3 separate regions of the Homo sapiens genome follow, and all the other regions are linked to region 1. Evidence: chromatin contacts called from ENCODE Hi-C or POLR2A ChIA-PET data. All regions are on one chromosome and are shown on one strand. Each heading gives the region's core, a stretch centred on a gene start or an enhancer-like site at or near the end of the contact. The rest is flanking DNA. Distances are from core to core; before and after follow the strand shown. Region 1 holds the start of SPI1 (Spi-1 proto-oncogene). Region 2 overlaps CELF1 (CUGBP Elav-like family member 1). Region 3 holds the start of ARFGAP2 (ARF GTPase activating protein 2).

Evidence for each region. Hi-C counts contacts between places; a loop is a spot of excess contacts on that map. ChIA-PET counts read pairs that join two places held with the same protein, here RNA polymerase II (POLR2A). Pooled maps may share reads with other maps.
Region 2: a pooled map shows a loop between it and region 1 (2.5-fold over the local background). The contact joins the enhancer-like site here to the promoter of SPI1 in region 1. A Hi-C loop is called at or near these places in 3 of 50 pooled maps. POLR2A ChIA-PET finds 5 or more read pairs at or near these places in 5 of 52 experiments (H1, K562, OCI-LY7 and 2 more).
Region 3: a map of B cell shows a loop between it and region 1 (7-fold over the local background). The contact joins the promoter of ARFGAP2 here to the promoter of SPI1 in region 1. A Hi-C loop is called at or near these places in 1 of 168 maps with a recorded cell type or tissue (B cell), 2 of 37 single-sample maps with no recorded cell type and 11 of 50 pooled maps. POLR2A ChIA-PET finds 5 or more read pairs at or near these places in 4 of 52 experiments (H1, HepG2, PC-9 and 1 more).

The regions. Positions count from the first base shown.
Region 1 is chr11:47,377,029-47,380,104 of GRCh38, reverse strand. SPI1 (Spi-1 proto-oncogene) reads left to right here and starts at 1,558. Exons shown (of 5, transcript NM_003120.3): 1 at 1,558-1,796. The coding sequence starts at 1,752. RefSeq lists enhancers at 1,395-1,464, 960-1,911, 2,085-2,134, 2,805-3,004.
Region 2 is chr11:47,511,780-47,515,214 of GRCh38, reverse strand. The region is part of intron 1 of CELF1 (CUGBP Elav-like family member 1); the gene reads left to right. Among named protein-coding and RNA genes, the nearest start is that of CELF1, 40 kb to the left of the region's middle. RefSeq lists a silencer at 1,516-1,655. Within about 2 kb of position 1,819, at least 12 of the 41 ENCODE cell types and tissues checked have a DNase peak (open chromatin) inside an H3K27ac peak, as active enhancers do.
Region 3 is chr11:47,175,071-47,178,215 of GRCh38, reverse strand. ARFGAP2 (ARF GTPase activating protein 2) reads left to right here and starts at 1,337. Exons shown (of 16, transcript NM_032389.6): 1 at 1,337-1,434; 2 at 1,582-1,700; 3 at 2,293-2,365; 4 at 2,903-3,034; 5 at 3,118-3,145. The coding sequence starts at 1,363. PACSIN3 (protein kinase C and casein kinase substrate in neurons 3) reads left to right here. Exons shown (of 11, transcript NM_016223.5): 11 at 170-694. The coding sequence ends at 285. RefSeq lists enhancers at 210-259, 340-389, 237-818, 1,360-1,589 and a silencer at 880-1,309.

The DNA.
Region 1 (3,076 bases), core at 309-2,808:
GGGTAGATGGGTAGATGGGTGGATAGGTGGATGAATGGATGGATGGATGAATGGATGGCTGGATGGATGAGTGATACCAAAAAGATACTGCATTTGTATGTTTATCACAGCACTATTCATAATAGCAAAGATACAGAATCAACATAAGTGTCCATCAACGGGTGAGTGAATAAATAACATGTTATATTGTATTTATATATATATATAATGAAATACTATTCAGCCATAAAAAAGAATGAAATTATGTCTTTGCAGCAACATGGATGGAATTGGAGGACATTATCATATGCGAAACAACGCAGAAACAGAAAGTCAAATACTGCCTGTTCTCATGGGGCTCCTGGAAACCGAAGCTGATAGGTGAATGGATGGATAGGTGGATGAATAGATGGGTGGAATGGTAGGTGGGTGGATTGGTAGATGGGTGGATGAGTGGACTGGTGGATGGATGGATGAATGAATGAAGGGGTAGGTGGATGATGGATGGGTTGATGGACAGATGAGTGGATGGGTAGATGGGTGGATGAGTGGATGGGTGGATGGATGGACAGGTGGATGAATGGATGAGCAGATTCATAGATGGATAAACAGATGGAATTGTGGACTGATGGACTGATAGCAGGTGGACGGGCTGATTAATGGACATATAGATGGTTAGATAGACAAGTAGATAAACAGATGGGTGGGTGGATGAATTGACTGACAGATGAATGAACAAACAAACGGACAGTTGGATAAATGGACACATAAGTGAATGCATGGTGGGCTTGATGAATGGATAGCTGGATGGACAAATAGACAGACAAATAGATGCATGGGAAAACAGATGAATGGTGGATAGGCAAGAAAGGTTTGTAAACCAGGAGGGTTAGATTGATATTCAGGCATTGCCAAGGGATGGGGAAACTGAGAAACCTGGGCTGGAAACAGAGCCCTAGGGATTTGAATGTGGTAATCAAGAAGCTGGGAGGGGAGGGTATAAGAACCCAGGACCCTCTTCTGGTGGTAGGGAAGCCCATGTGAACAGATTCAGAGGGAAGGAAGAAAGCAGCACTATGCTGAAGACCCTACACCTGAGCCCAGCCTCAGCCTAGGGATAGCCTAGGCAGTGGGGGTGCAGGGCCACAGGAAGAGCCAGGCCTGATAGCCTGCTAGATCAGAGCCCTCACCCAGGAAGGCTGACTCCAGAAAGTGGAGGCCCCAAGAGGCCACCCCTTCCAGCTCTGACCCCAATGAGGTGACTGTTGGCTACATAGGGATCTCAAAAGAAGCAGGCATTTGTTGGGTTAGAGCAAAAGCCTCCCAGTGGTGTGGCAGAGCTACACGTTCTCCCTCCCATCCTCCCTCCCCAGCTTAGCCCCCAAAGTCATCCCTCTCAGTCCCAGCTTCCTCTGGGCAGGGGGCCTGGACCCCATGGCTTCCCAGGCCAGCCCTTTGAGCACCACCTGCCCCAGCCGGCCAGAGACTTCCTGTATGTAGCGCAAGAGATTTATGCAAACGGGTTGGGGCGGTGATGTCACCCCAAGGGGACTATCTCCCAGCGGCAGGCCCTTCGATAAAATCAGGAACTTGTGCTGGCCCTGCAATGTCAAGGGAGGGGGCTCACCCAGGGCTCCTGTAGCTCAGGGGGCAGGCCTGAGCCCTGCACCCGCCCCACGACCGTCCAGCCCCTGACGGGGCACCCCATCCTGAGGGGCTCTGCATTGGCCCCCACCGAGGCAGGGGATCTGACCGACTCGGAGCCCGGCTGGATGTTACAGGCGTGCAAAATGGAAGGGTTTCCCCTCGTCCCCCCTGTGAGTACCGGGACTCCTCCACCAGCCCAACCCGTGGCCCTCGGACGCCTGCCTGCCTGCCCACGAACCCGCCAGCCCACCCACTGCCCTCCTGGCTTGCTATCAGTGGGAAGTCAGGGTTTCCTCCCTGGAACTCCTGGCCTGAGACCCAGCGAGGGGGCCATTGGCTTCCTCGGAGCATGCCCTGGCGGGCTGAGGCCAGGCCCACGGTGGGGCTGTGATCGGTGGGGCCTGAACAGTTATTTATAGACAGGGCTCGGGTGGCAGGCGGAGGCCGGGGCTCCTGGGGAGGGTGCTGGGCTGAGGATGGTGAAGGCGGTGGTAGAGAGGTAGAGGAGGGAGATGGGGGGACTGGCTTGGGGGAGGCCGGTCCCCTGGATGGGAAGGGGTTGAAGGCAGGAGGCAATGGGCAGAAGTCTTGGCCCATGGCCTTGGGGCTCCTGGAAACCAAAGCTGATGGAACTCTGGGTCCCCAACGCCCAGTCTGGGGCCTGGCACAGAGGACATGATTGTTGACCAAAGGGTCAGGGCCATGGGCCCACAGGGGTACCCACAGGAGACAGGGACTGGTGCTGGAAAGGAGCCAGGAGTGGAGCTGAGACAGTGCAGTTAGGGCTGGCCCCAGGGCTGGAGTTCAGGGAGAGGCGCGGCAGGGGACAGGGCTGGGACAAGGCCAGGACTGAGATTGGGGCTGGGTGGGACCTGGGGTGAGCATGTGATAAGTGAGAATGGGGGCTGAGGCTGGGACAAGGACAGGGACTGGGTCTTGGGGGTGAAGAAGTGGGAGCCCCAGGGGACCCCGAGAAGAGAAGGGCAGATCGCCACTGCTCCTCACTCTCAGTGACAGTTGCAGCCTTAGGCAGGTGTCAGACCAGGGTCCCTCGGAAAGGACCCTTCTCCCTTTTCCCACCCCATGACCTCTCAGGAGTGAGGAGGCTTGAGGGGAGCCGGGAAGGGCTTGGCAGGCTGCCCACCTGAATCCACTTTCCTGGTCTAGAGGCAGCTCCCTTCCCCCACTATGCCCTGGCTCAGAGCCACCCCAGGAGGCTGGGAGGCACCCCAGGCCTGACATCACACCAACCCGACCAGAGCCGGGCTGACATCCTGCAGCGAGGCTGTACTACCTGGAAACCCAGAGGGGCAGGCTCAGTGCTGGGCTCCTGGCCTCCTCACTTGGCCAGCCACAGGCAGGACCAGGCAGGACCAGCCAGCCTGCTGTGGCATCCACACCGACACCCCTTCCCACCTGGGAACACGAAGTGGGCGGCCCAGGCAGAGGG
Region 2 (3,435 bases), core at 570-3,069, 130 kb before region 1:
AGCCACCAGGCAAATACTTAACACTGGTGTGCCTGGAACATTGGGTTCAAACTGCAATGATAGGTAGAAGCGTTAGTAATTCTGCCCAGAGAAAGCTGTGCATTAGCTTAGCTACCATATGTAAATTGCTACTGCTGCATCCAGCAATTTGTTGTCCATTGTTGACAGTACTGCCATGGTAAAGAAACAGGAACTATAGAAAGAATTAGATTCCTCCTCCCACCTCCCAGCTCTCACCACAGTAGGAAGCTGTTTGGGGAGCAGAGAGGAAATACGGGGGATTTGAGAGTTACACCCAGTGTGTGGGCATTTGGGGAGGAAATAGGAAAAGAGATTTTTTAAATTATTTTATTTTTTGAAACAAGGTCTTGCTCTGTCAGCCAGACTGGAGTGCAGTGGCACGATCATGGCTCACTGCAGCCTCAAATTTCTGGACTCAAGCAATCTTCCTACCTCAGCATCCAAATTAGGGCTACAGGCGTGCACTGCCATGCCTGTCTGATTTTTTTTTTTTTTTTTTTTGTAGAGATAGGGTCTTGCTATGTTGCCGAGGCTGGTCTCAAACTCCTGGGTGCTAGAGATGTTCCTGCCTTGGCCTCCCAAAGTGCTGGGATTACAGGCATGAGCCATCATGCCTGGCCAAAAAGAGATTTTTAAAAATGTTTTTTGCATGCTCTGTTTGCCTCATCTGAGTGCCTCTAAAATAGGGTGTCTCTCAGGTGAGACGACCTCTGGTTTAGGTGCTTATATACTCATGGAAAGATCATATAACTAAATGGGAGGTGAGCTAGATTAGGGAGGTAGTTCTATTTATTGGTTGTGAATATGCAAGGATGCTATTGGCAGAGTCAAGCTTTAGGCCATTTGTGGCTCTGATCCTTTAATAATGGCTGCTTACGAGAAAATGTTTATCATTGTTAGGTGCAAAAAAGTAGGTTGTGCAGTATTATACTTAGTATAATATTGAATTTGAAAATTCTGTGTATTTGAGGCCAGACATGGTGGCTCATGCCTGTAATCCCAGTACTTTGGGAGGCCAAGGTGAGCCCATCACTTGAGGTCAGGAGTTCCAGCCTGGCCAACATGTCGAAACCCTGTCTGTACTAAAAAATACAAAAATTAGCTGGGTGTGGTGGTGCACGCCTGTAGTCCCAGCTACTTGGGAGGCTGAGGCAGGAGAATTGCTTGAACCCGGGAGGCAGAGGCTGCAGTGAGCTGAGATCATGCCACTGCACTCCAGCCTGGACAACAGAACAAGACTCCATCTGGGGGGAAAAAAAAAAGGAAAATTTTGTGTATTTGAGTGTTTGTACATTTTATTGTATGCATGGAAGAAATCCTGGTAGAAGATAAACCAAAATATGGTTGTAAGTATAATTAATTAAAGTTGGGGAAATGGAAAAATTAAAACAGGAAGGAATACTTATGAAATATTTTGTTTAAAAAAAAAAAAAGAGGGTGGCCGGGCGCAGTGGCTCACGCCTGTAATCCTAGCACTTTGGGAGGCCGAGGTGGGCGGATCACGAGGTCAGGAGATCGAGACCATCCTGGCTAACATGGTGAAACCCCATCTCTACTAAAAATACAAAAAATTAGGCGTGGTGGCGGGTGCCTGTAGTCCCAGCTACTCGGAAGGCTGAGGCAGGAGAATGGCATGCACCCGAGAGGCGGAGCTTGCAGTGAGCTGAGATCACGCCACTGCACTCCAGCCTGGGTGACAGAGCGAGACTCTGTCTCAAAAAAAAAAAAAGAGGGGGTGCTGCCCACATGTTGCTTTTACAGTACCTGCAATTTCAGGGGGGAAAACCCCCAAAAAACTAGGAAGTGCAAGTATGTCTCAATTCAGGAAAGTTCATAGAAACTTTACAAATTACACCAGATAAACTGGGGAATTAAGTTCAACAATTGAAGGTCTGATATGTGTTACTTTTATTCAGGTGTTCTGTGGATATGAATATAAATGAGAAAGTTGAAACATAGTTCACTAACAACATTTTGAAATGAGATTAAAATCACTAACAACATTTTAAATGAGGTGAATTGTATGTGATGTGGACTAAACTAGATAGCTGTTTAAAAACTTGTTTAGAGAAAATACAATTATAGTTTTAGATGACCTAGTGTTAGTCTAGATTAATCTAGTCCCATCCTCTAGGGATTGGAAGTCCAAGAGGGGACCATTCTAAGAATGGTTGTGAACCCCTTATAGAATCTGATGAAAGCTGTGGATTTTGTTTTCAGGAAATCTCACTTGTCCATTTTCACACGGTTTAGCATAAAGTTTAGTCTGTTTAGCCTAAAGCATTGTTGGGCTTACAGGCCTCCAGCTCCTGAGAGGTCTGCTTCCCGCTTGATCCTTTTATCTGTTTACTTGGCTCTCTGGAGCATGAGAGTAGGTGAACATGGAGTTTTCCAAAGCAGGGGGCCTAACTTACTTATTGAGCTAGGCATGTAACAGGAAGAAAGAAGTAAAGGGCATTGCAAGCTGACCAAAAAGTAATACTTTAAAGAGAATATACTTTTCCCAAGTTATTTCTATTATTTGTCTTTTTTCTCTTTTCCAGTTAAAAGTTTGGGCAGGGTGCGGAGGCTCACATCTGTAATCCCAACATTTCGGGAGGCTGAGGCAGGCAGATCATTTGAGGTCAGGAGTTCGAGACCACCCTGGCTAACATGGCCAGACTCTGTCTCTACTAAAAATACAAAAAAAATTAGCTGGGCAGAGTGATCCCTCATCTCTAAAAAAAAAAAAAAAAAAAAAATTCTGGGCACGGTGGCTCATGCCTGTAATTCCAGCACTTTGGGAGGCCAAGGCAGGTGGATCATGAGGTCAGGAGATCAGGACTATCCTGGCTAATACAGTGAAAACCTGTCTCTACTAAAAATACAAAAAAATTAGCCAGGCTTGGTGGCCAGTGCCTGTAGTCCCAGCTACTCAGGAGGTTGAGGCAGGAGAATCGTTTGAACCTGGGAGGCGGAGGTTGCAGTAAGCAGAGATCATGCCACCGCACTCCAGCCTGGGAAACAGAGCGGGACTCCATCTCAAAACAAAACAAAACAAAAAACCGGGCACAGTGGCTCACTCCTGTAATCCTAGCTTACTCTGGGAGGCCAAGGAGGGTGGATTGCCTAAACTCAGGAGTTCAAGACCAGCTTTGGCAACATGGGGAAACCCTGTTTCTGCTGAAAATACAAAACATTAGCTGGGCATGATGGCTTGTGCCTGTAGTCCTAGCTGCTTGGGAGGCTGAGGCACAAGAAGCACTTGAACCCGGGAGGCAGAGGTTGCAGTGAGTCGAGATCATGCCACTTCACTTCAGCCTGGAAAAGAGAGAGAGACTCTGTCTCAAAAAAAAAGTCAGACTCAACTTTATGGCCCTTAGCATTTAAACAGACTTTCTGTGGGTTATGTGCATGAGCTTCCTTGGAGACAAT
Region 3 (3,145 bases), core at 88-2,587, 200 kb after region 1:
ATTCAGGGTCTGGGGTGGGGCAGCTTGCTGACCTTGACCTGCCTCTGCCTGAGCCATGTCTTTGCTAGCTGGGCTCTGGGACCACACCATCCCCCTCAGTCCTTGACCCAGTTGCAGGAACAGGGCCTGGGCCAGGGCCACTGGCAGTGACCAATCCCCTTTCCCCCAGGGGAGGAGCTGCTGAAGATGAGTGAGGAGGACGAGCAGGGCTGGTGCCAAGGCCAGTTGCAGAGTGGCCGCATTGGCCTGTACCCTGCCAACTACGTGGAGTGTGTGGGCGCCTGAGTGTCCTGACAGCCCTTCTGCAACGTTTACCCACCCTGGTTCAGAGCCCAGCTTCTCCTGGAGAGCCGGACCCTCAGGGCCCTGAACCGTCGCTCTCTGGCTGCTCCTCTGTCCCTTGAGGGAGGAAGTCCTGGGACCCAGGGAGGGGAGGGGCCTTTGTCTAGGGAAGGGACTGGTAGGGAAGGGACGAGTCTAGGCTGAGGGCAAGATGGGAGGTCAGAGGTGACAGAAGCGTTCAGGGGTGCCTGGGCCTCCCCAGGAGCTGTGGACTCAGTTCCTGACCTCTGCTTTGGGGTTCCTGGGGTGGGCTTGGGGTGAGTGTAGTTCTGGCCTAGCAGCACCCTCTTGTGGCTTGTTCTAGCGTGTATTAAAACTTGACACACACCCACACACAAAAACAAAAACACCACTGTCGGGCTCATGTGCATTTTTTTGATAGGACACCCTTGCCAGGCCACCAGAGGGCATCTAGAGAGAGGCCTAGCGTCTGTTATGGGGCCGGGGTTGGAAAAGGGTTTGCCTGCTTGGTACCTGCTCTGGAACTTCGAGATACTAATCTGGAGTGGAGGGGACTCGCTGTCAGGCTTGCTGTTAACCGAGAACGGCTGAAGGCTGGGCGAGACGCGGGCCAATGCGTCTGCCCGTTCGGGCCGGAGGGACGAGGAGTGTTTGGGCAGCCTAATCCTTATTCATCGATCTGTAATTAGCTGGAGTGGGGGTCCCCGCCCCCAGCCTCCCGCAGCCTGCGCGGCGTGGGGGCGACTCCACCTGGGGGTTGCGGCGTGGGAGGGGCGGGGGGAAGGGTACTACGCGCGCGAGGAGGTTTGGGCCGGTCCGCGCGCCGTCGCCCCGCCCCGGCTGCGGATTGGCCCGGCGCGGCGTTGATTCTTGCGGCCGCGGTTGTCGTCGCCGCCCCCGTCCCGCCGGCTGCCCATTGGTCCAGATCGGACTCCAATCACCCCACCCCTCGGCTGGCCCAGGCACCGCTGAGGCCGGCCTGGTGAGCCCGCCCTCCCCGCCGTGGATTGGCCCGCGGCGGGACCCGTCAGCCGCGGTTGTGTCTGGGAAGGAGAGAAAATGGCGGCGGAGCCGAACAAGACCGAAATCCAGACTCTTTTTAAGAGGCTTCGCGCAGTTCCAACCAACAAGGTGCGTGAGCAGGGGGCGCGCGGAGTCTCTCGTCCCGCTGGGGCCTGAGGGAGGGAGAAGGGCGGAGGTGGGTTATGTTTCTGGGGTGTCGGTGCCTGGCCTTTACTCGGGGCCCCTGACGATTCGCTCATCGCCGCCTCCACCCAGGCCTGTTTCGACTGCGGCGCCAAGAATCCGAGTTGGGCCAGCATCACGTACGGTGTTTTCTTGTGCATTGACTGTTCCGGGGTGCACCGCTCCCTGGGCGTCCATCTGAGCTTCATCAGGTAGGCTCTCCGCGCGGTTGCCGTGTTTCCACCCGGCCGGCCAGGGGTGTCTGGGCAACAAGGGAGAGTGGCTGCCTCGACTTGGGCCGCTCTGAATTCGGTGGGAAGCCTCTGGGCCGAGAGGGTCCGGTAGCCTCCTGCCAGAGGGAACCACCTGTGTGGGCCCTTTGGCACATGGGCGGTCCGTCTCCGCCTCTGGGCCAAAACTTCCTCTTTTTTGACGGTCAGGCTTGAGACTCTGAGCGTTAGTTGAGGGGAAAGGGAGGCATTGACCTTGTTGTTGCTGATATGTTGTTAGACCAGTATGTCTCTAGTGAGACTGTGACCATCCATTAGGGGAAAGCCAAATCCAGGCGTGCGTGCCTGAGAATGTGACCTCCTTTCGGATCTGGGGACATAATTAGTACTCTTTGGAGTAAATGAACGAAGAGGAGAGTTTTCATGGACAGGGTAGTGTGGAGGAAATGGGGTGATGGCTGATTAATGTTTCCTGGGTGCCTACAGCAGCCTGAGGCCAAGTGACAGGTATCCGGGTTGCCAGGGAAATCCTGCTGGTATCTGCTAGTGGGTGAGACGCAGCCCTTGTACACAGGTCCACAGAGTTGGATTCCAACTGGAACTGGTTCCAGCTGAGGTGTATGCAGGTCGGCGGGAATGCCAATGCGGTAAAGCTCCTTCTACTTCCCTCACCTTCCATTCTTCTGCCTGGTTACTAACTTTGCACGACTCCCTAAGAGGCCCTGTCGTTTTCCCTGTTCAGAGGGTTCTCTGTTCTATAACACCACCATAAGCTATTTTCTGAAAACTTCGAAACTGGTCACAGCTTCTCTTAAATGGGTTTCAGATTCCAATTAAACTGGGCAGGTGTTCTTGGGGAAAAGCCACAGGAGTTGGGAGCCTTCACAGTCATTGGGTCTTGTGGGCCTGCCCTGGATGAAGGATGGGGAGGCTGGGTATGGGATGTTGTGCTCAGGCAGCGTTCAGTGGGGCCTGGACTTCAGTCATATCAGAGGATGGCCCGCTGCAAGGTGTTTTTTGCAGGAATTTCGAGAAACTTTATCTCTGAAAAACCGGTGTCAGTAGCGTGTATCATCCTGTATAGATAATAACTTCGCTGTCATAAGGAGATGTCTCCTACAGCCAACACGTTTCCTTCTTGAGAATCACCCGTAGCACGCGCTGCTCTCTTCTTTGCTCTCCAGACGGCTTTTTTTCGCCAACATGGATGCACAGCCAATGATGCCAACACCAAATATAATAGCCGAGCTGCCCAGATGTACCGGGAGAAGATCCGGCAGCTGGGGAGTGCGGCCCTGGCTAGGCATGGCACTGATGTAAGTGCCTGTTCTTGGGGCTGGGGCAGGAGGGTTAGGAGTATTCAGAGCCCTGTGTTTTAGGGGTGTCTTCTCCTTTCTAGCTTTGGATAGACAACATGAGTAGTGCCG